Linked DNA regions of Homo sapiens: region 2 is linked to region 1. Evidence: chromatin loops called from intact Hi-C (ENCODE). Cell type or tissue: mammary epithelial cell. All regions are shown on one strand. Each heading gives the region's core, and the rest is flanking DNA. Links, peaks and the distances in the headings are about the cores only.

What was found. Peaks named below come from ENCODE experiments on the same cell type or tissue, not always from the same donor. Only the 100,000 strongest peaks of a DNase experiment are listed, where the experiment ranks them.
Region 2: it touches region 1 in a loop (15-fold over the local background); 10 of 110 quality-filtered maps call a loop at or near these places.

The regions. Positions count from the first base shown.
Region 1 is chr7:131,502,235-131,512,421 of GRCh38, forward strand. It overlaps PODXL (podocalyxin like), which reads right to left. Exons shown (of 9, transcript NM_001018111.3): 2 at 8,594-9,199; 3 at 8,002-8,097; 4 at 7,131-7,351; 5 at 6,717-6,794; 6 at 4,345-4,492; 7 at 4,026-4,087; 8 at 3,634-3,801; 9 at 1-2,274. The coding sequence ends at 2,077. Among named protein-coding and RNA genes, the nearest start is that of PODXL, 49 kb to the right of the region's middle. RefSeq lists an enhancer at 3,425-4,339 and a silencer at 5,880-5,939. In mammary epithelial cell, for the core only: a CTCF peak has its summit at 5,812 (motif pointing right); no DNase peak of the experiment used is centred there.
Region 2 is chr7:131,064,871-131,075,057 of GRCh38, forward strand. The region is part of intron 2 of LINC-PINT (long intergenic non-protein coding RNA, p53 induced transcript); the gene reads right to left. Among named protein-coding and RNA genes, the nearest start is that of LINC-PINT, 40 kb to the right of the region's middle. RefSeq lists enhancers at 1,619-1,763, 2,256-2,400, 5,111-5,255, 8,039-8,183, 8,875-9,019 and 1 more and cis regulatory regions at 1,691, 2,328, 5,183, 8,111, 8,947 and 1 more. In mammary epithelial cell, for the core only: CTCF peaks have their summits at 3,802, 4,537 and 7,011 (motif pointing right); DNase peaks (open chromatin) are centred at 4,531 and 7,321.

The DNA.
Region 1 (10,187 bases), core at 1,440-9,439:
CAAGAAGGAAGCAAACACCTCACTCAAGCCTAACAAGATTTCCTGTTTTCCCCCAAACAGGCACTGTTCTCCATCCTGCCCACCTCCAAACACTAGAGCATCGGGGCAGATGTTTTTGGAACTTGTTAGCCTCGCATCCCTCTAACTCCTGGGAAACTCGCTGGGGCCCTATGTGAACCCCTGGCCTTCCTTTTCCCCTAGGATATCAGATGGCTACAGACTGTGAGGAAGGAATTAGGCAGATGGTGCAGGACAGATCTTCCCCAGCCCCTCCCCCTACCCTTTTAAAAAGTAAGCCATCCCGAGTGGATAGCCTATTTCATCAGAGCTACTACAGCCGGAGCCTGACTCTTAAGACCCTGGAGGTGTGGCGTTTCACCCGAAAAATGGCAATTTCATTCCCCTAAGCAGTTCTGCCCATTTTCCTACTTGATCCCAGGGAATTTACGCCCAGAACGATGGAGACCATGGCGAAAGTTCAACATTCCACACAGGATTCCCCCTTCTCAATCAGATGAAACCTCACCATGCCCACTGCTTAGGAGCCTTCTACATGGCAGCTAACTGCCGAGCCCATAAAAGTCCTATATTGGGGAATAGACATAGCTTTGTGTTCCCCTGAGATGCCACCAGAAACTGCAAGAGAACCGCAGCAGCCCCACTAGGCTCACAGAGAAGAGGAACAGCAAGGCCTAGCTCCAGGCCAGGACAGTGGGACGTTCCCACAACAGTCTGTCCCCCAGGCTGCCCTTCATGCACCCAGCATGCACTGCGCTTTCCAGGCCCTCTTTTCCTGTGGCACAGGAGAATCAGAGTGAGTGAGATGAGCTAACTGGACGTCTGCCAACTGTCTGAGCTTTTGGCCTTTGGCAGTGGAGGGCTGGGTTAGAAAACAACTATAACAAAACTCTCAGCAACTTGAAATGTCCCTGAGTTTCCTATGATATACAGGGGAAAGCCTGTCCTTCCTGGCTGCTTTAATGGATTGTCTCTGAAGACACATCGCTGATGGGGGGCCCCGGGAAGGCCTCTCCTGCAGCCACTGCTCTTTCATACTGGGTCTCAGGGAATCACTCCCATCAGCTGAGCAGTGAACAACAAAAGGAACACGCTGCTCTCACTAGCTACAGCAGATTTTAGTCCCTGGTGGAAATGGAAGCCCAAAGAAGATCGTGGGTGGCCTCTGCAAGGAGTGCCAGGGGCAATGGGCCAGTGTTCCTGCTGACCCCTCATCAGCTGCCCTGAGATACCAGCCTGGACTCGAGTGTCCCCTTCTCTCCTCACCTGCACGCAGGTCCCCTAAGCAGACCTGGTTCACGCACGGAGACCTGTGTGGGTTAAGCCCCCATCTCACGAAGCAAATGTGAGAAAATCCGAATCCAGAACAAGGGGTTCAAGGTTATGAATAACCTGTGCTAATCCCAGAGGCCCCAGGACAGAGTAAGTGGGAACAAACACTGAGTGTAGGGAGGGGTAAGAACATAGAGGGTGGGAAGATGGGTACACGAGGCTGGGGTAGGAGAAGGAAAACTTGGGAGCTGGACTTTCAGGTCGTCAGATCCCACCGAGCCAGGATGTAGCCCTGCCCTCCTTTCCAGCCCAGCCACCTGCTGGAGTTTCACCCCTGCCCGGGACTGCTCTGGACGGAAGGCACATGTGAACACAGCAGTGTGGCATGGTGCAAATGGAATCTTTGTTCTCATCCTGGCTCTGTCACCAAGTGGCTCTGACCTTGGGCAAGTCACTTACCCTCTTCAGGTCTCGGCAATCTCACTGCAGAATGAAGGGATTCCACTAGTTCATCTATAAAGTCCCTTACGTGGCTTTTTCTTGATCTCCCTCATCATCCAGCAGCACTGAGCTCAGGCACTAGTGGGTTATTTTACAAGAGGAATCTGGACAGAATGTGATTTGTTCAGGTTGAAAAGGGAAAAATTAAGGCCCTGGGGGGATTGGGAGGGGACACCCCTCGGAGTTCACTCTCCCTCCCCAGTCTTTCCCTTCCCCATCCAAACGGCACTTGGGGTGGTTGGTCTGGAGCTCTGTGGTGCTGCTGGAGGCCACCGGCAGACCGGACTAGAGGTGTGTGTCTTCCTCCTCATCCAGGTCGTCCTTGGTCAGGTTGTCCAGAGGGACGATCCAGCTGTCCCCCAGCTCCCCGTTGAGGCTGACCACCTTCTTCTCCTGCATCTCAGAAGAGGTCTCCATCACTTCCAGTGTTGGGTTGTCATGGTAACCATTCTCCACTGTCTGCAGCTCCTCTGTTAGCCGCTGCTAGAGTGGGGAAGGTGACCGGTGAGAAGGGGGTTTCAGAGGGCTCTGAGCTTAATACAGCGCATGTACGTACCCCTCCCACTCAGGAGCCCCACTGTAGCTAAAGCAGGCCCTCATTGCTCGCCTGTGGGGCTGGCTGCTCCTGGTGGTCATTCTGGCTCTCAGCCTGCCCGGAACTAGTTGGGAACAAAGACTTGCCCCTCACCCTCACCCTGGTGGCAGAACCTGTGAAGTTAGTGGAGATGGACTTTGTTCTCCAGAGTCCTCTAAGCTCTCTCCTCCCCTTCATCCCTTCCCCCAAAACCTCCTCTCCAGGCACCTACCTCACCTATCATAATGAATGGGAAAAACACTATTAAAAAATGACCTCTCTCGGGCTGGGTGACTGAGCCCTCAAGCCTGGGCAGGATGGGTACGGTGTCTCTAGAATCATCCCTGCGGCAGACAGCAGCCATCTGGCAGAGGCGCTTTCTGTCCCTCTCAAACACAACCTTGAGTGTATGCTAGAATCACCTGGGGAGCTTTTAACAACTACACTGATGGACTCAGAGATTGTTTGAATTGGTGTGGGAGGCAGTCAGGCAAGGGAATTTTTCTAAAGTTCCCCACGGTGTGCAGGCAGGAGTGAGAACCACAGGGTCTGGGTGGCACCATCATGGCGAGAATTCTAGTAAGGTAGGCAGAAGAATTTTTGGTTAGACAGAACACCTAGGCCTGCTTCTATCAATGAATCCTCAGACCAGCTCTGCAAGGAGGTTATCCCTGCTGTGCAGATGAGGAACCTGATGCCCAAAGAGCTCATCTGACTGACTTCCTCAAGGTCAGGGCCAGGACTAACCAAGTCTCCCTGACTCCAGTCCAGGCGTGGTGACTCACACCTGTAATCCCAGCACTTTGGGAGGCTGAGGCAGGCGGATTGCTTGAGGTCAGGAGTTCGAGACTAGCCTGGCCAACATGGCGAAACCCCATCTCTAGTAAAAATACAAAAATTAGGCGGGCGTGGTGGTGGGCACCTGTAATCCCAGCTACTGGGGAGGCTGAGGCACAAGAATCACTTGAGGTTGCAGTGGGTGACACCAGCCTGGGTGACAGAGCAAGACCCTGTCTGAAAAAAATAATAATAATAAAATAAAAAATAAATAAGTCTTCCCGACTCCAAAGCCCACGCTCTGTCCTCTGCCACGCTGCCTCTGTAATGCTCTGTGGACTGAGGCGGCTGCCTATCAGGGGTGGCCTCTGCCTGTTAGAAAGGGTCCAGGGCCTGCTCCCTTTCCTCTTCTGCAACTCGGGAATCACGAGGGGAGGGTTCCTCTGGTGACCTGGGCTGCTTCCCCTGTGTGGCTGCAAACAGCTGCTTACCTGGTCCTTCCTCTGGGAGAGGCGCTGGTGGCAGCAGCCATAGAGGGCCGCCACGAGGAGCAGGAATGATGCCATGCAGACGATGGTGATGATGAGGGGCATGCTGAAGCGGTCCTCGGCCTCCTCCGGTGGCCCCTGGTCCCCTAGCTTCATGTCACTGACCCCTGCCTGCATGGGAAGTGGCAGAGAACAGGCTGGGGGCATCCTCTCTCCCTCAGCCCCCGGCTTCACTGTAGAGCCCCTCCGCTTGCAGTCTGCTAGGGTCCGTGCCGCCGCCCTCTTCTACATGCAGGCACATGACGGGGTTCCTCCCCACAGAGAGAGGGGAGTAACCAGACCTCCCACAAGGGGCTTCGGAGCCACTCTGTCCCCACACTTGGGGGGCCGCTTACCTCCTTTAGTTCATCCCATTTGTCCTTCAGCCGCTCGTACACATCCTTGGCAGGGAGCTTAGCTGTGGGAGAGGGAGACGATGCCCAATGGCCCAGCCCAGAGCGAGGCAGTGGGGGACGGGGACTGCGCCCCAAGAGAGGGACGCACCGTATCTCAGTCTCCTGAGTGTCTCTCGGGTGACCTGGGAGGGGGTGTGGCTTGACAGTTCTTAGGGAACTGAAGGGGCACCACTGTGACCCACCCTCCAATGTGGCTTCTGCATGCCCCCCATTCCCACCCATGCAGGCCCCAGCCCAGGCCCCCTTGCCCTCCACTCACTGTGAATAGTGATTTCTTTGACGACCACGGTCTGACTTCCTGGAACAGATGCCAGCCGTATGCCGCACTTATCTTGGGCCGGGTTGAAGGTGGCTTTGACTGCTCGGCATATCAGTGAGATCAATTTCTCATCCGAAGCGCCCCCTGCCTATGGTGGGGAGAGCGCAGGTGACTCCGCGGGGAGCGTGACAGCAGCCTAGGCCTGTGGGGCTGCCCTCCCAGCTAAGGTCGGGACAGTGCTGTTGCTGTGCTAGAACCTGCCTCCCTCTCTAGCCCCAGCTGGTGCTCCACGCAGGCCTGCCAGGAATCAAGGGTTGCATGCTGTTCTCCTGGGCCAGTTCCTGCCTCCTCTGTCTCGTTCCCATCAGCCCGTTCTCCGCACTGTGTTTATCTGGTCTACGCTTGCACCTTTCATTCCTTTCACCCTAGTGCCTCTTTTTTCCCTCCAAGCTGTTTGCGGATTGGGGGTTGTTTTCATCTCCCTCCCTAGAACGGGCTAGAGAGGGGGCACTGCACAGCAACCCTACCCCACAGCCCGCAGGGAGACTCCAATTCCCCCTAAACTCCCATTCACCAGCCTTTCATGCCCAGTTCGGAGAAATCAGGTGGGGAGGCTGCAGCTCTCAGCAGAAGGGTCTCTACCCCCAAAGCTGAAATACATGTGCCCTTGCCCTAGGCAGAGCCTCTGGCTCTGAAGCCACGGACAGGCTGACAGGGAAGGGGCTCCACTGAGTAGGGGAACAGGTGGGATCTTGAAGCTACCCCTAGGATATCTTGGAGGGGGTCTTATTTAGCTCTAAGAACAAAGATTGTGGCTGACGTGGCTTTAGAGCTGAGGATGAGGGGAGAAGTGTGGGCAGCATGTATCCAGTCCTGCCATGCCATCTAGGGGCACCCCTCCCTGGGGCTTCTCTGACCTGATTCTGGAATAAATGACTAAGACAAAGAAAAGGACTCTAGGGATAGCTTAGCACAGAACCCATACAAACCACCCCTAAGGTTTCTACCAGAATTTCCTTAGGCTTAGTAATTCCCCACCCTGACATCAGGAAGGGATCCAGGGTTTTCCATCTTCCTTTTCTAGCAAAGGGAAAAAAAAAAAAAGTGTCTCACAACAATCACACAGCCTACCAAGCTACATCCAAAAAGAGGGTCTGAGGAAGGGCTGGGCGGGCACCTGACTGTCCCCAGAGCCCATATCATGCAATGCCTGCCTTGTCCAATAAGCCCAGCCCTAGGAGAGCACTGCTCCCTTTTAAAACTCTGGTCTAGATGTAGGCTTTTGTAAAGTTCACTTGGAAAATGCCGGCATAATGGACACCCAAAAGAAAACAACTGCAGAAAATTCAGGCAGCATTAAAGTGTTGTAAGCCCAAATTCTCCATCCTATCTATAGACACCGTGTTCAGGTCTGTTCTAGTTCTAGTTCCTAGGGGGTGGCTGCAAAAAACCGGCACTGACCGGGAGAGGGCAGCAGTGAGCCAGCCATCTCCAGCACCCGCCGCGCTCGGCAGTTATTTACTGAGTGTGCACAGCGCACACTCCCCAGACCAAAGCCTTTGGACCCATGGAGACCGGTGGCCTGAAGGCTGCTCACACACTGCTACCTCCCTCACACAGGTGTGCTCACACGCACGCTCACCACCCAGACTGGAGAAATGCTGGCAGTGGCTCCTGCATTCCTGGGCCCTTTTCTCTCCCACCCATCCCATCAGCTCCTCAGGTTAGAGGGAGAATCTCCCAGCACTGTTCGTCCATCAAGGCTCTCAGATAGTCCACAGACCAGGAAATGTGAAGCCACAGACGATTAAAGCAGACAGACTACACCTCTCATTTTCTCTTGCTTTTCTTTTCTTTCTGTAAAAACAGGGTCTTCCTATGTTTCCCAGGCTGGTCTTGAACTTCTGGCCTCAAGCAAACTTCCTGCCTCAGCTTCTCAAAGTGTTGGGATTACAGGTGTAAGCCACCACACCTGGCCTCACCTCTCATTTTCAATTGAGACATCTGAAACCCAAAGAGATCAACTCACCAAAGTCACTCCCAGAGCTAGGGGCAAACAGGAACTAGGATCAGGGTCCCTCAACTCAGCATACTGGAAATAGTCACACAGTGAAAGCCGAGGAAACCGGGGGGTGGGAGGGGGGGGTCCAGTCCTGTGGGTGTGTCCTGACTTAGAGAAGTCTTAAACCTTGGTCTGTTGCTCTGTAAGATGGGAAAGGACCACTTCCTACTAGGAAGAAATGAGGGCCGGAAAGCAAATGCACCTTAGAAAGATGTTTAAAAATGCACCTAGAAAGAACATACATTCCCTCTCCCTCCCTCAGCCCTGCTGTGAGCCTGCACCTGGCGGCTCAGATCAGCAAGCTACTCACACAGAGGGTGTTTCCTGTGAGGTTCAGGACGAGCTGCTTCTCACTCTGTGTCTGTGTCTCAAGATCCTCACACTTTGCCTGGAAGAAGCCACTGAGATTAAGGTTTGGGCTAATAGTCATGGAATCTTTGACATTTCCCCCCAACTAAGGGGTGACCCAGATAGGAAAGAGTTCACGGCAAGCTGGAGGCATGGCTGGACCCATTCCAGAGCCAGGTATGTCCTGGCTGCGTGGCTTGAGGGCAGCTCAAGCCAGGACCAGGCTAACCAGGGAGAGGGAGGAGGGAATGGGTAAGTGCTGCTCAAAGCCCCAGCCAGGGGCCCTGCGTTGGAGGAAAGAACAGAAAACCTTGTCTTAAAGCCTCTTCTACCCGAGTCTGGGTTCTCCTACTTGCCCCACCCCTGCTGGAGTTACCCAGTTACTCTCATGAGCCACAGTGGGAGAAGGTGTTTTGGGGTATCGGTGGGTAGTTGATGCTGCTGTGGGGCTGGAGCTCATGGTCTCTGGCAGGGTAGGTGTTCTCAATGCCGTTGCCGGGCTCGTGGGCTGCACTGTCTCCTGGGAGGAAGGGGCCGTAGAGCTGGCTGGCATCTGACTGGAGGTCTGTTGAGTTCTTTGCGAGATAACCGATGACGCTGTCATTGGGAAAACGAGGGTAATGAGAAAAGATGAGTGCACCCTTGCGAGAAGAGGACAATCTTTTCTTGCTCTAATAGTTTTCCCAGGTTCTTTGGTCTTACCTCCCACAGAGACGGAAGAAGTGGACTCCTATGACAAGCCAGTGGAATAACCCGGCAAAGTCACAGCAGCCGCAGCAAACGTTCACTGAGCACTTAACTTTGTGCAAGGGACTGGGTGCCTCAAAGGTACTTTCCTACTGAATCCTCACAATCCTCTGGGGAAGGAATCGGCATCATCCCTATTTCATAAACAAGGAAACTGAGGCTCCGAGGGGCTCAGTGATTTGCCCGAGTTCCTGTGCCAACAATGGCAGGGCAGGGATTCGAAGCCAGGATTATCTCAGCCGGAGCCCGCACTCCTACTGTGTGGCACCCTCCTGTGGAGCGGTGGCCTGCTGACTTCAGACCATATGCCTCTGATATGCAGCAACATCACCAGGAGCGCTCAGAAACTCTGGGTCCACAGGTCTGAGATGGGCCATGATCCTAAGGCTCTTGATCCATAGGTAGATTTTGAAATTGATTTACTAGGTTAAGACAAGCTCTTATAAATAATAAGTAAGTAAGTAAGTAAACAGGTATCGGCCGGGCATGGTGGCTCATACCTGTAATCCCAGCACTTTGGGAGGCCAAGGTGGGCAGATCACCCGAGGTCAGGAGTTCAAGACCAGCCTGGCTGACATGGTGAAACACTGTCTCTACTTGAAAAAAAAAAAAAAAAAAAAAAAAAAATTAGCTGGTGTGCTGGTGCACACCTGTAGTCCCAGCTACTCGGGAGGCTGAGGCAGGAGAATTGCTTGAACCCGGAGGTGGAGGTTGCAGTGAGCAGAGATCATGCCACCGCACTCCAGCCTGGGTGACAGAGCGAGACTCCATCTCAAAAATAAATAAATAAATAAATAAATAGGTATGAAATAGAAACTATTCCCCTCTCAGGTTCAAGCAATTCTCCTGCCTCAGCCTCCTGAGTAGCTGGGATTACAGGCGCCTGCCACCATACCCAGCTAATGTTTGTATTTTTAGTAGAGACAGGGTTTCGCCATGTTGGCCAGGCTGGTCTCGAACTCCTGACCTCAGGTGATCCACCTGTCTCGGCCTCCCAAAGTGCTGGGATTACAAGGCATGAGCCTTTTCAGAGCCATCACGCCTGGCCCTGAAAAGTTTCTTGGTGCTTGAAGAAAACCAGGCATTACTTACGTAGGGTGGTGGTCATCCCCGGGCTTGTGAAGGTGTAGCCAGGGATAGCCACAGTGCTTGAACTGCTTGAAATTTTCATAAGATGGTCATGTCCCGAGCTTGTTGGGGTGGCCACAGGATGCGTCGAAGTGGGTTGTCGGGGGCTAAGTGGACTTGTAGGGTGAGGGGTCGTCAGATGTTCTGCCTTAGTGGATGTGAGGTCTGTGGTCACACTGTGGCTGCTTTTCCCCCCAGAGTTTGTTGTATCTTCTGCTCCATTCTGGCTGCTTGTGGTGTTAGGTTTAGCTGTGGCTGTGGAGGTTGCAACTGTAGTGGTGTCTGCACTTTTTGTGCTCTTGGGGCTCTCGATGGTGGTAGTAGGGTTGCCTGAGCCGCCTCCTCTAGCCACGGTAGTGTTGACTGGGCCTGAGACTTGCTGAGCCAGGGTTGTAGTCCCCGGTGAGTCACTGGATACACCAAGGGTGGTCGCCTTGACCGAGGCCAAGATTTCGTTGGCCTTGGAAGTGGGGACTGTGCTCTGCTGGGCTGTATCTGTAGCCATGATGGTGACACTGGATGCTGGAGTCGGTGCTGTTTTGTTAGATGAGTCCGTAGTAGTCTGGGTTGCTGTTTGTAAAGATAACAGAGAATGGAGTTAGGGCTGGGAGGCTTCCTCACCACGCTTCTCCAGCTCTTCCCCAGGATTCAGAGGCCTTGCTCGCAGCCCTGCTGTCTGCCTTGCTAAAGGCCTGGGTCTTTGGTGAATCCAGAATTTTCGGAGGTTCAAGAAACCTCTTTTTTCTGTCTTTTTTTTTTCTTCTTCCTTTTTGTGGAGAATGGGGTCTTGCTATATTGCCCAGGCAGGTCTTGAACTCCTGGGCTCAAGCTATCCTCCCGCCTCTGCCTCCCTCAGAGCTGGGATTACAGGCGTGAGCCACCACGCCTGGCATGAAACCTCTAAGAGGGCAGCTTGGAGTGCAGCAGGGTCAGAAAAGCAAAATTCTGCTGAAGGCGAGCCCAGGCCAATGAGGCCCACCACACGTGGAGGCTGTCATGCATGCCCTGCCCTCCCCGTCCAGCCCCACACACATCCCCTTTAAGTTTCTCAATATGCTACCCCAGAACCAGCTGCCAGGAACACCTCTGTCTCCTCCTCCCCAGCTCCCAGGCACGTGGCCCACAGAAAATTCCACAGACTAATGCTTCCTGAACTGCCCTGGCCCTGTTCTGAGCTTAAGCAAAAAAGACATGGGCCCTGTTCTCATGGAAGTTATATCTAGGAGAAACTGATGATAAACTGAAATTACACAAATTACTATTTCAGTACTAGGTGAGCTGTGCCAAGAAAGAAAGGCCGAGTGCCCGGACTGCATGCAGCATGGTGGCTTCACCTGTCATTTCTTGAGGAAATAGGATCTGTGTCAGGCAATGGAGACACAATGGTGAACACGACACAGAGAGTCGTACCCTCAAGAAGCTAACACTCTGGTGGGGAGGCAGAGACTAACCACCTGGACAGAGCAGCCGTCAAATCTGCTTACTACACGGAGGAAGTGAGGAAGGAAATGATGCAGAGACGAGCGGGGAGGGACCATGTCGAATGAGGGAAAGAAAG
Region 2 (10,187 bases), core at 1,291-9,290, 440 kb before region 1:
TAAGTGAAGAAGGACAAATACTGCATGAAACCACATAGATGAAGTGTCTAAAGTAGTCAAACTTACAGAAACACAAAGTAGAATCTGTTGCCAGACTGGAGGGAGGGAAAAATGGGCAGTTGCTATTCAATGGGAACAGAGTCTCTGCCATGCAAAATGAAAAGTTCCAGAGATCTTCTGTACCACATTATGCTTATAGTTAATACTGTAGCATACACAATAATTTGTTAAGAGGGTAACTCTCATGTTATGTGTTTCTTTTTTCACAATAAAAAAAAAATGTTAGGTGAAAAGACTAGCTGCAGAGGCCTACGATGAAACATGGTTTATATAAAGTTTCAAATCATAAAAAATAATGTCTTACATACATAACGATGAGGGCCACGTGCCGTGGCTCACGCTTATAATCCCAGCACTTTGGAGGCTGAGGCGGGAGGATCACTTGAGATTAGGAGTTCGAGACCAGCCACATGGCGAAACCCTGTCTCTACTAAAAATACAAAAATTAGCTGGATGTGGTGGCGCATGCCTGTAATCCCAACTACTCGGGAGGCTGAGGCAGGAGAATCGCTTGCACCTGGGAGATGGAGACTGCAGCGAGCCGAGATCATGCCACTGCACTCCAGCCCGGGTGACAGAGTAAGACCCTGTCTCAATAAAATAAAATAAAATAAAATAAAATATATATAAAATGATGCAAATGTAAACAAAGGTAGTAAAAGTATAAAATATGTTTGGAAATGTTAAACACTAAACTCAGGATAGTGGTTTCTACTGTAGAGGAAAAGAGCAGAATAGAATCAAAAAGAGCTAAATAAGAGGTCTCTATTTCGTCTCTATTTTTTTTTAAATCTAAAGCAAATATTACAAAACTGATGGTATTTGATAGCTTAGTCTATTTTTCTATATGTCTAGAATATTTTATTAAAGAAATAAATTTTTTAGAACTTAATACCAAGAATATTTTTTTCCTCCTAAGAAATGAGTATGTTTCACCTTCTCTAATAACAAGTTTCCATGATGTGCCAGGGACAGACATTATAGCAAAATTGAGAGACAGTGTCTGTGTGTGTGTGTGTGTGTGTGTGTGTGTGTGTGTGAACTCTTTTCAGAAGAGGTCTCATAGATTACAACACAGGGATGTGGCTTAAATAAAAATGTTAAAAATTATTAACATAATTGATGCTATTTGTCATTTTGCACTAGGCATCAATAAAAACATGAAGCAAATCTGAATTAAAATCAACACATGTGCAACCTTTTTTCTCAGTTCTGATTTTCTGTTTATATGCTATTTCATTTTATGTATTTGTGTGGTAAAGTTGCCTCAAACCCTCTGTGAAAAAAAAGGCAAGCTATTAATTAAAAAAAAGAAACATCCTTTAATAAATATTCTACCAAATCCGTACAAGGAAACACAAAACAGAAGACTCAGGTGGAATGAATGTGAACATTGAGATAGCAGCCTTGGGACCAGGTGTCAACACAAATGGTTCCATTCCTAACTTTCATAAGAAAGGCTCAAACATAGTGTGGGCTATATCCAAGTTCTCATCCTTTTGGCCACAAAAACAAACCTAAAAACCCTAAGGAATATGACAGTAATAGGAGATGTCGGAACTGGCAGGTGAGAAGTATCCTGTTGATTTAAAATGCCCCCCAGATGATTCTCATATGCTTCTCCCCACCCCCCACAAAAGCCCACAATCCCTGACCCAGTTGACACCACTAAATTAGATTTAAATTAGATTTATTCTTTAAATTTGTTAAATATTCAACAAATAGTTTATTGAGCACCTACTCTGTCAGTGTGAGGAAGTGAGTGTCTTTATACTTCTGCACAATTAGAACTGGGAAAATTTTACTAGGACTTGTGTTAAAGGACAACCTTAAAACTTAAAAGATGACTGAACAGATAGTGAGGGACTTACCTCCCCTGAGCTATGTGTTTACATTTCAGAAGGATGATGAAACCAGGACTGTGGAAATCTTCCAGGGGTTATAAACTCAAGTCTGTTGTCCTAGGTTATTGCTATAATAATCATAATTTGTCCCTGCCCCAGAAACTCTGCATCTACTTTCAGGATAACATGAATAAATATAGGTGTTCAAAACTTATCAGTCCCCAGGTACTATGCTGGTTTGTAGGCACATCTCATAACAGTGATCAAGGTGAAGTTCCTGCTCTCATATAGAGTTTACAGTCAATTGTGGTCCTGAGAAGCAAATAATCTATTACTACGTGGTGTGGTAAACGCATGGCAGGAGATGTTGTCAGAGATCAGGGAAATCTAAACTGAGAGCTGATGGTGAAGAGTTAGCCAGACGCCTTTGTCTGAAAATAAGAGAAAATCCCAAGCCGACAAAGCCTCACTATCTTCACATAACAAGAAATCCCAACAAAGGATGGCTCAGCAATGCAGTAAGGCCCCCGCCCCAGCTGTCTTTCTGCCCCGCTCCATGTGGCGATGATGCTTGGGCTAGCTCCCTTCATGGCTGCAAGACAGCTGGAGCTTGGCCCACAGTGGGCAGAACTTCTCATCCAACTCTTTTTCACCAGGATGGCAAACCTTTCTGGAAGCCTCCACCAGGCTTCTCTTTATGTCTCAAGGGACAGAACTGGGTCACATGTTCATGCTCAAACCTATCAACTGGCAAGAACAGAACCTTCCTGACAGCCGTGGGCTGTGACTGGGGCCTGAGCCTAGCTTCCCCAGAGCATATGGGTATACAGAGAAGAGTGGATTCTTAAGCAAAGTGGAGGTTCTGCTAGAAAAGAAGAGGGCACTGGAAGGTTACAGGGAAAGCGACCCATGGGATGTGCTGTAGTCATTAAAGTAATATTTCCTTTGTTTAGAAGGAATTTACGCTATTTGGCATTAACAGGAAATGTAAAGAAATAAAAGACCACCTTGTACTTAAGCAACAGCACACACATAGAATTTTAATAGAGAAAAACTAGAAATAAATGAAATTAATATGGTGTAAATTAAATAACACAAAGCTGAAAGATCATAGAGTAATAGAGGTAGATCAGGTTTTTAATAACCAGAGGCAGTTCTGAAAGAAGAGAATTATAAAATGACAGACGCTGCTTTATGTTTAAAGGCACAAAGGTAAAAATTTAGGGGAGACAAGGTAAGTTTACTCAGCCGTAACAGAGACTGCAGAACACTGAGAAAATGCACATGCAAATATAAAGCTCTTGGGGGCATACCCGAGTGTCTGTCTTGAGAGCCAAGGTTTAGCCCAGGTAAAGGCACCCGATATGTATGTCTAGAATGAATGAGTGAATGAATGAATGGAGAGGCTTGGACTTGAAATACTATTTGACAGGAGACTACTAAAGGTTGCTTATCATAGGACACGTGTGACGAAACCATTTCTGATGAAAACTCTTGCTTTCAATACATAGAATGAAGTGGAGGAGTACAAGATATAAAGCGTCATTAGAAGGCTATGAAAGTCATCTGGACATAAAGTAATCAGGGCCTGGACTGGGGACTCAAGAACTAAAAATCAGAAGTGCAATGGAAAAAAGTGGTGGTTATACATCAGTATACCTACTCTGCTTGTTTTATTTACTAAGAATGTCACAAGCATATAAGAAAGTGGTGTTGCACATTTTAGATTCATTTGTTACTGCATTATGAAAAACAGGATGGCATTTTTAATCTAGTTTATCTGATCCTGAATTTTAAGAAGGGTTTACAGCATTTCAACTAGACTACTTACCCTTGGTTTCTTTTCCAATTCCAATAGGAAATCTGCAGGACTCAATCTGATTCCACCAGAATCATGATCTCTGTGGCCTCCTACTGCTAGCTATCTAGAATGGCAGCTTTTGTGTATTTAATACTTAAAACAGTTCTGTAGCAAATTGTTCTATTAATGAAAATAGTAGAGACTCCTTCTGCCCTCTAGTTTTTCTCCCATGTATGTAATAATGACGACCCCAAAAGTAACATCTTAGACATGATTCACAACCAGACCAAATCTATGATTGAGGTAAACAAAATATATACAAAGCTAAGAGTCATTAATTAGATCATTCATGTCTCCAACATCATTTCCTGTAACAATCAATGAGAAGCAATTCACAGATTCCTTCTCAGCTGGGTGCAGTGGCTCATGCCTATAATCGCAGCACTTTGGGAGGCTGAAGTGAGAGGATCGCTTGGGGCTAGGAGTTCGAGACCAGCGTGGGGAACATAGCAAGACCCTCCTCCCAACCCCCCCCCCCACCCATCTCCATTATTTTTAAAAAGGTATTTTTAAAAAAAGAAAGAAAGAAAAACAATTCTTTCTGTTTTAACTATTGTTTGCACATATCTTATATACCATGTGGTCTTCATTTCACCCCTGGCACCTTTACTTACCTACTCTGCTTCTTCATGACTGGTCACGGTAAAAGCTAATTAGTGCTTCTGCCTGTCAGAAGACTCATTCTTGACAGTTCTTGCTGACAAGCAGTCTTAGTCACAAACAAATAGGGCTTCACGTTCAGCCAGACTCTAAGTCTCACCGTCCCTCTGGGAGGCAGCAGAGAGTTCCAGCTAACTCGAGAAAAGACAACACAGCCAGAGAGGATGGCTGCCTGCAGGCTGACAACGCTGTTTCAGAGCACCCTAACACTTTCGACACAAGTAGATTACACCGGGGGAAGAGTTTAGGGATGAACACGGGAAAAGTACATAAAATCTAAGCAAACAAACAAAGCCCTCCTCCAAAAAAAAAAAAAAAAAAAAAAAGAAAAGAAAAGAATTATTAACACCAGGGAAAACAAAAAGTTGTGCTGGAAAGAAAAGGCAACCATAGATTATATAACTCAGCTGGGAATAATGTTTTCAAAGTCCTAACAATGTAAATGCTGAATTATTCAAAATGTAATTATAATGAAAAGAAAAGGGCTATGCACATGGGGTGGGGGTGCATAAGATAAATTCTCCTGGCCGGGGCGGTGCCTCACGCCTGTAATCCCAGCACTTTGGGAGGCCGAGGCGGGCAGATCACGAGGTCAGGGGATCGAGACCGTCCTGGCTAACACGGTGAAACCCCGTCTCTACTAAAAATACAAAAAAAATTAGCCGGCGCGGTGGCGGGCACCTGTAATCTCAGCTACTCGGGAGGCTGACGTAGGAGAATGGCATGAACCTGGAAGGCGGAGCTTGCAGTGAGCCGAGATGGCGCCACTGCACTCCAGCCTGGGGTACAGAGCAAGACTCCATCTCAAAAAAAAAAAAAAAAAAAAAAAAGATAAATTCTCCTTTATCATGAGAGGTCAAAGGTAATGCCTAACACTGAAAAAGTAAGAAGAGGATAGAGCAATGCCTGTTTAGAGAGCTGGAGGTAAACAAGCAGAACAATCCGCTCTAAGAGTTGAGCTCAGAGAGCAAGGGATGGGGCAGGAGTGACAGCGGGGAGACTGCTGGTCTTTGTAACAAGCCTTGTACCTAACAAGCTCTTGGAATATGCGGGTTGTGTGCATGTACAACTTTAGAGTTAAATTAACACTAGTTTAAAAGTGGCCAAGTAGAGACTAGAACCCAGAGTTGCTTAGTTTAGTGCTTGTGCCACTGTATAATACCCTTTATAAAAAATTACATATATTTTCCACTCTTGAATATAGAGAAAACAATGATATTTTATCAAAACAATGTAATGTACTATTGTTCTTGTCAAGGGTATTGTGTTTTCATTTCATGGACAAAGAAAAAAATCAAATATTCAGCAGTTGAATTGCAGACATACCAGTCTATAATAGGGGCAGGGAAAAACACAATATTCTTGAGTAAGACCTTCTCTGTTAAGGGGCACTCTTTTATTACAGAAACACATAAACACACACAATAAAATACAATGAGGTATCTCAGCACTTTGGGAGGCCAAGGTGGGCGAATCACTTGAGGTCAGGAGTTTGAGACTAGCCTGGCCAACATGGTGAAACCCTGTCTATAATAAAAATAAAAAAATCAGCCGGGCACAGTAGCGGGCACCTGTGTTCCCAGCTACTCGGGAGGCTGAGGCATGAGAATCGCTTGAACCCAGGAGGCGAAGGTTGCAGTGAGCCGAGATCACGCCATTGCACTCCAGCCTGGGTGACAGAGTGAGACTACATCTCTATACAAAAAAAAACCAAAAAACAACAACAACAAAAAACAATGAAGTAAGCACCATAACACTTCCTTGCCCTGCCTTGGTTTCCGCATTTTTTTTTTTTTTTTTTTGGTTTTTTTGAGACGGAGTCTTGCTCTGTCGCCCAGGCTGCAGTGCAGTGGCGCGATCTCGGCTCACTGCAAGCTCCGCCTCCCGGGTTCACGCCATTCTCCTGCCTCAGCCTCCCAAGTAGCTGGGACTACAGGCGCCCGCCACCACACCCGGCTAATTTTTTTTTTTTTTTTTTTGTATTTTTAGTAGAGACGGGGTTTCACTGTGTTAGCCAGGATGGTCTGGATCTCCAGACCTCGTGATTCCCCCGCCTCGGCCTCCCAAAGTGCTGGGATTACAGGCGTGAGCCACCGTGCCTGGCCGGTTTCCTCATTTGTAAAATACCTATAGAGTTTTGTGAATATGTAATGAGGCAGTACCTATATAGTGCTTGGTGCACTTCCAAGCAGGTAGTAATTACCTGCTAAGTCATAAGAAAAATAAGTCCAAATAGACAAACTCATGTCTGTTTGATTTTAAAGCCATGCTCATTCCTTTACATCACATTTCTAAAATAATCCTATTACCACCTTATTAGACAAAACACTGATTTTGATTTTACTCCTGGGTCCACGTGGCATTAAATAAGACACATTGTGATACATATGTATAAAACCTGAGGGTTAGAAAATATTTTCCAGCTCTCTATTTACAAATATTTTATTTATTTAGAAATAGTCGCTTAAAATATGTCTTAAGAATTTGCACAATTAGAAGTGAAGTTCCTGACTTATCAGGACATAAAACTTGTAGTCAACTATTTTCAATAACCAGCAAGTAAATGATTTGTCACTAGATGGCACTGTATTGGATAATATTTTTAAAAACCTTTTTTAGCACAATGAGATCCAACTTGATTTGTCAAATTAAAAGAATATTTTCTTAGTCACAGGATGAGATAGGAGGTCGGCACAGGATACAGGTCACAAAGACCCTGCTGATAACACAGGATGCCATAAAGAAGCCGGCCAAAACTCACCAAAACCAAGATGGCAATGAAAGAGACCTCTGGTCGTCCCCGCTGCTCATTATACACTAATTATAATATATTAGCATGCTAAAAGGCGCTCCTGCCAGCGCCATGACAGTTTACAAATCCCAAGGCAATGTCCGGAAGTTACCCTATATGGTCTAAAAAGGGGAGGAACTCTCAGTTCCGGGAAATCTCCACCCCTTTCCTGGAAAACTCATGAATAATCCACCCCTTGTTTAGCATATAATCCAGAAATAACTGCAAGGATACTCAGTCAAGCAGACCAGGCCGCTGCTCTGCCTATGGAGTAGCCGTTCTTTATTCCTTTTCTTTTTTTGAAACTTGCTTTCACTTTAAAAAAGGAATATTTTCTTTCCAAAGGAGAGGGTAAGATTAAATTACTTCTGTTTTTTAAGTTATTTCATGGCTTTAAAAATTGTTAGGGTTTAATGGAAAAGAAAATAATGATATAATCAAGTTAAATGTCATTTTTAAACAAATCTGATACCTGAATAGTAAATAACTATTCTGATATCTTTTAAGCAGAAATAATTACAAATATCTCTCCTGTTTCCAGTATAACAAATAAGTACAAACACATACTTAACTGCACAACTGCAGTTTGTACTGTTAGCATTTGGTTAAGGGGAACTACATTTCCCAGAATCCTTTTCTATACATGATTCTAGGCTACAGCTAGAGGAATTCAAGAGGTATTCACTTGAGATTGGGAAGGAGGAGCTGCAGCAGCAGGCACTGCTCTCTCAAGTCATTATCCTCTTCGTGGTTAGAGGTGACAGACACAAATGCTGGCAGGGCCCAGCGTGTCCTAACACACCTCTACTCTGCTGTCCAGGTCTCCCTCACAAATATTGAGCCTATTGGTCAACAAGGGCTCCGGGCCCACCACCAGATGCGTGGCAGGAGACAAGGAAGTGACATTCAAGAAATAGTTCCTTATTAACCAAGGTATGTTTAGCAAGCTATAATAATGCAGTACATGAGTGAGGCACCTCCTCACACGGTAGCTTCAGTGTGTTAATAACGTCCTATTAATTGTACAGAATTATATAACCTTTTGTATGGGTCAAATATTACATAACATTTTTTTTTAAAGAACAAACCACATCCCAGGCCAGTCAGTAATCTATTTAAATATTTAGAGATAAGTAAGTTGAGACCACAATGTCTGAGCAAAAGAGTCAGCTAAGGAAATCCAACTTCACCACTCCTTTATTATTTACCAAATTATTATCTGGTTGTTTCTTTCATTTTGCCTGAAAACTTTCTAATATTACAGACTCCGATCCTTAACAGCCAGCCAAACTCCTAAGTCTGTGAGCCAACCACCAATATGGCTTAGTCTTTAATTTACTTTCAGTGCTAATAAACTAGATCTAGTGCTGGAACCCATAATGGGTGCAAAAACAGACTCAATAATTGTGTACTAAAATAATTAATGATTAAGTCATCTTCATATCAGATGAGTCTGATTCAACTCCCCTAATGGCAGAGTTACCACAAAGTAATACAAACAGGCCAGGCGTCCCAGCACTTTGGGAGGCTGAGGCGGGCGGATCACTTGAGGTCAACAATTCGAGACCATCCTAGCCAATGTGGTGAAACCCCATCTCCAAAAATTAGCCGGGCACGGTGGCAGTGTGTGTAATCCCAGCTACTAGGGGGACTGAGGCAGGAGAATCGCTTGAACCCGGGAAGTGGAGGTTGCAACGAGCCAAGATCACACCACTGCACTCCAGCCTGTGCGACAGAGCGAGACTCAGTCTCAAAAACAAAAACAAAAAACAAAGTAATACAAACAAAACATCAAAGCAAACAGAAAAATACAGTCCACTTTTGTGGATAAAAAAATAAGGTTCTGTGTCTGCCATGTTGTTTCTTGTTTGCCTCTGGCAAGTCATCCAGTGACATACAGTCTGAGTGATTGCTTCCAATATAGGTAACTCCCCAAGCCATACCTCTAACACTGGACATCAGCAAAGCCAGAACCCCCTGGGTCCATAAAGCACCTCTGTTCATTTGTGTGTGTTGTCAGTGTTCAGAGAGGGCTCACTATGCTCTGGGGAGTCTTCTAAACCCTTTACAACCATTATCTCATAGGCCTCCAGCCATCCTTATGACATAGGTACTATTATACATATCCTGGTGTTGACATGCACTAGATATATAGCCTTGGAAGGTTTAGTAGAGATTGAGTAGCTTTTTCCAAGGCTATACATCTGGTACATTGCAACACCAGGGTCTGAACCAGCTTGGGTCTGACTGCAGAACCCCAGTTCTCAACCATTAAATGATGGTCCATCGCCTCCACCCCCATTACATGAGAAAAGAATAAACTCTGCCTGATTTATCTTTATATCCTCCAAAAGTATGTAATGAACTTGTATTTAGTATGTGTCAACAGTTATCTGTTGACTAAATATATTCTGAGTGAGAAAGTTAGCTGAGGTACTACTGCCTTTTATCAAAGAATAATTCCTGCTCCAATTTAAACTAGAGAAGACAAGGCTTCAGAAAACCTAACAGCAATGCAGACAATGAAGACAAAAACCAGGGATAAATTGTAATCGGGTAACCCCTACACCTCAAACTTATCCCAGTTTTTAGGATTCCAACTACATTACAGGACATGCACCTAACACTATCGTCATACCTTTAGTTCTATTGACTATTCTGGGCTTCCTCCCAAAATGAATAAACTCCAAGTCTCTGCCCCTCCTGGACCTACTTAACTAAGTGGGCCAAATCCAGCCATTTTCTAAGAGATGCCAATTAGAGAATAACGTTACGTAAGGACAGAACACTGTTTAAATAGGGTATCTTTCTGCCAGTCCCCACTAGTAGGTTTCACACTTGGGTTTTGTCACCCTATCTTAATTGAATACATAGTTTTCTCCTGTAAAGACACAATATTTTGCTTTCTCTTATCTGCTAATGAGAGAATCCTACTTGGTACTCCGCAGTGAATAATAGACTTCGAGTTTGT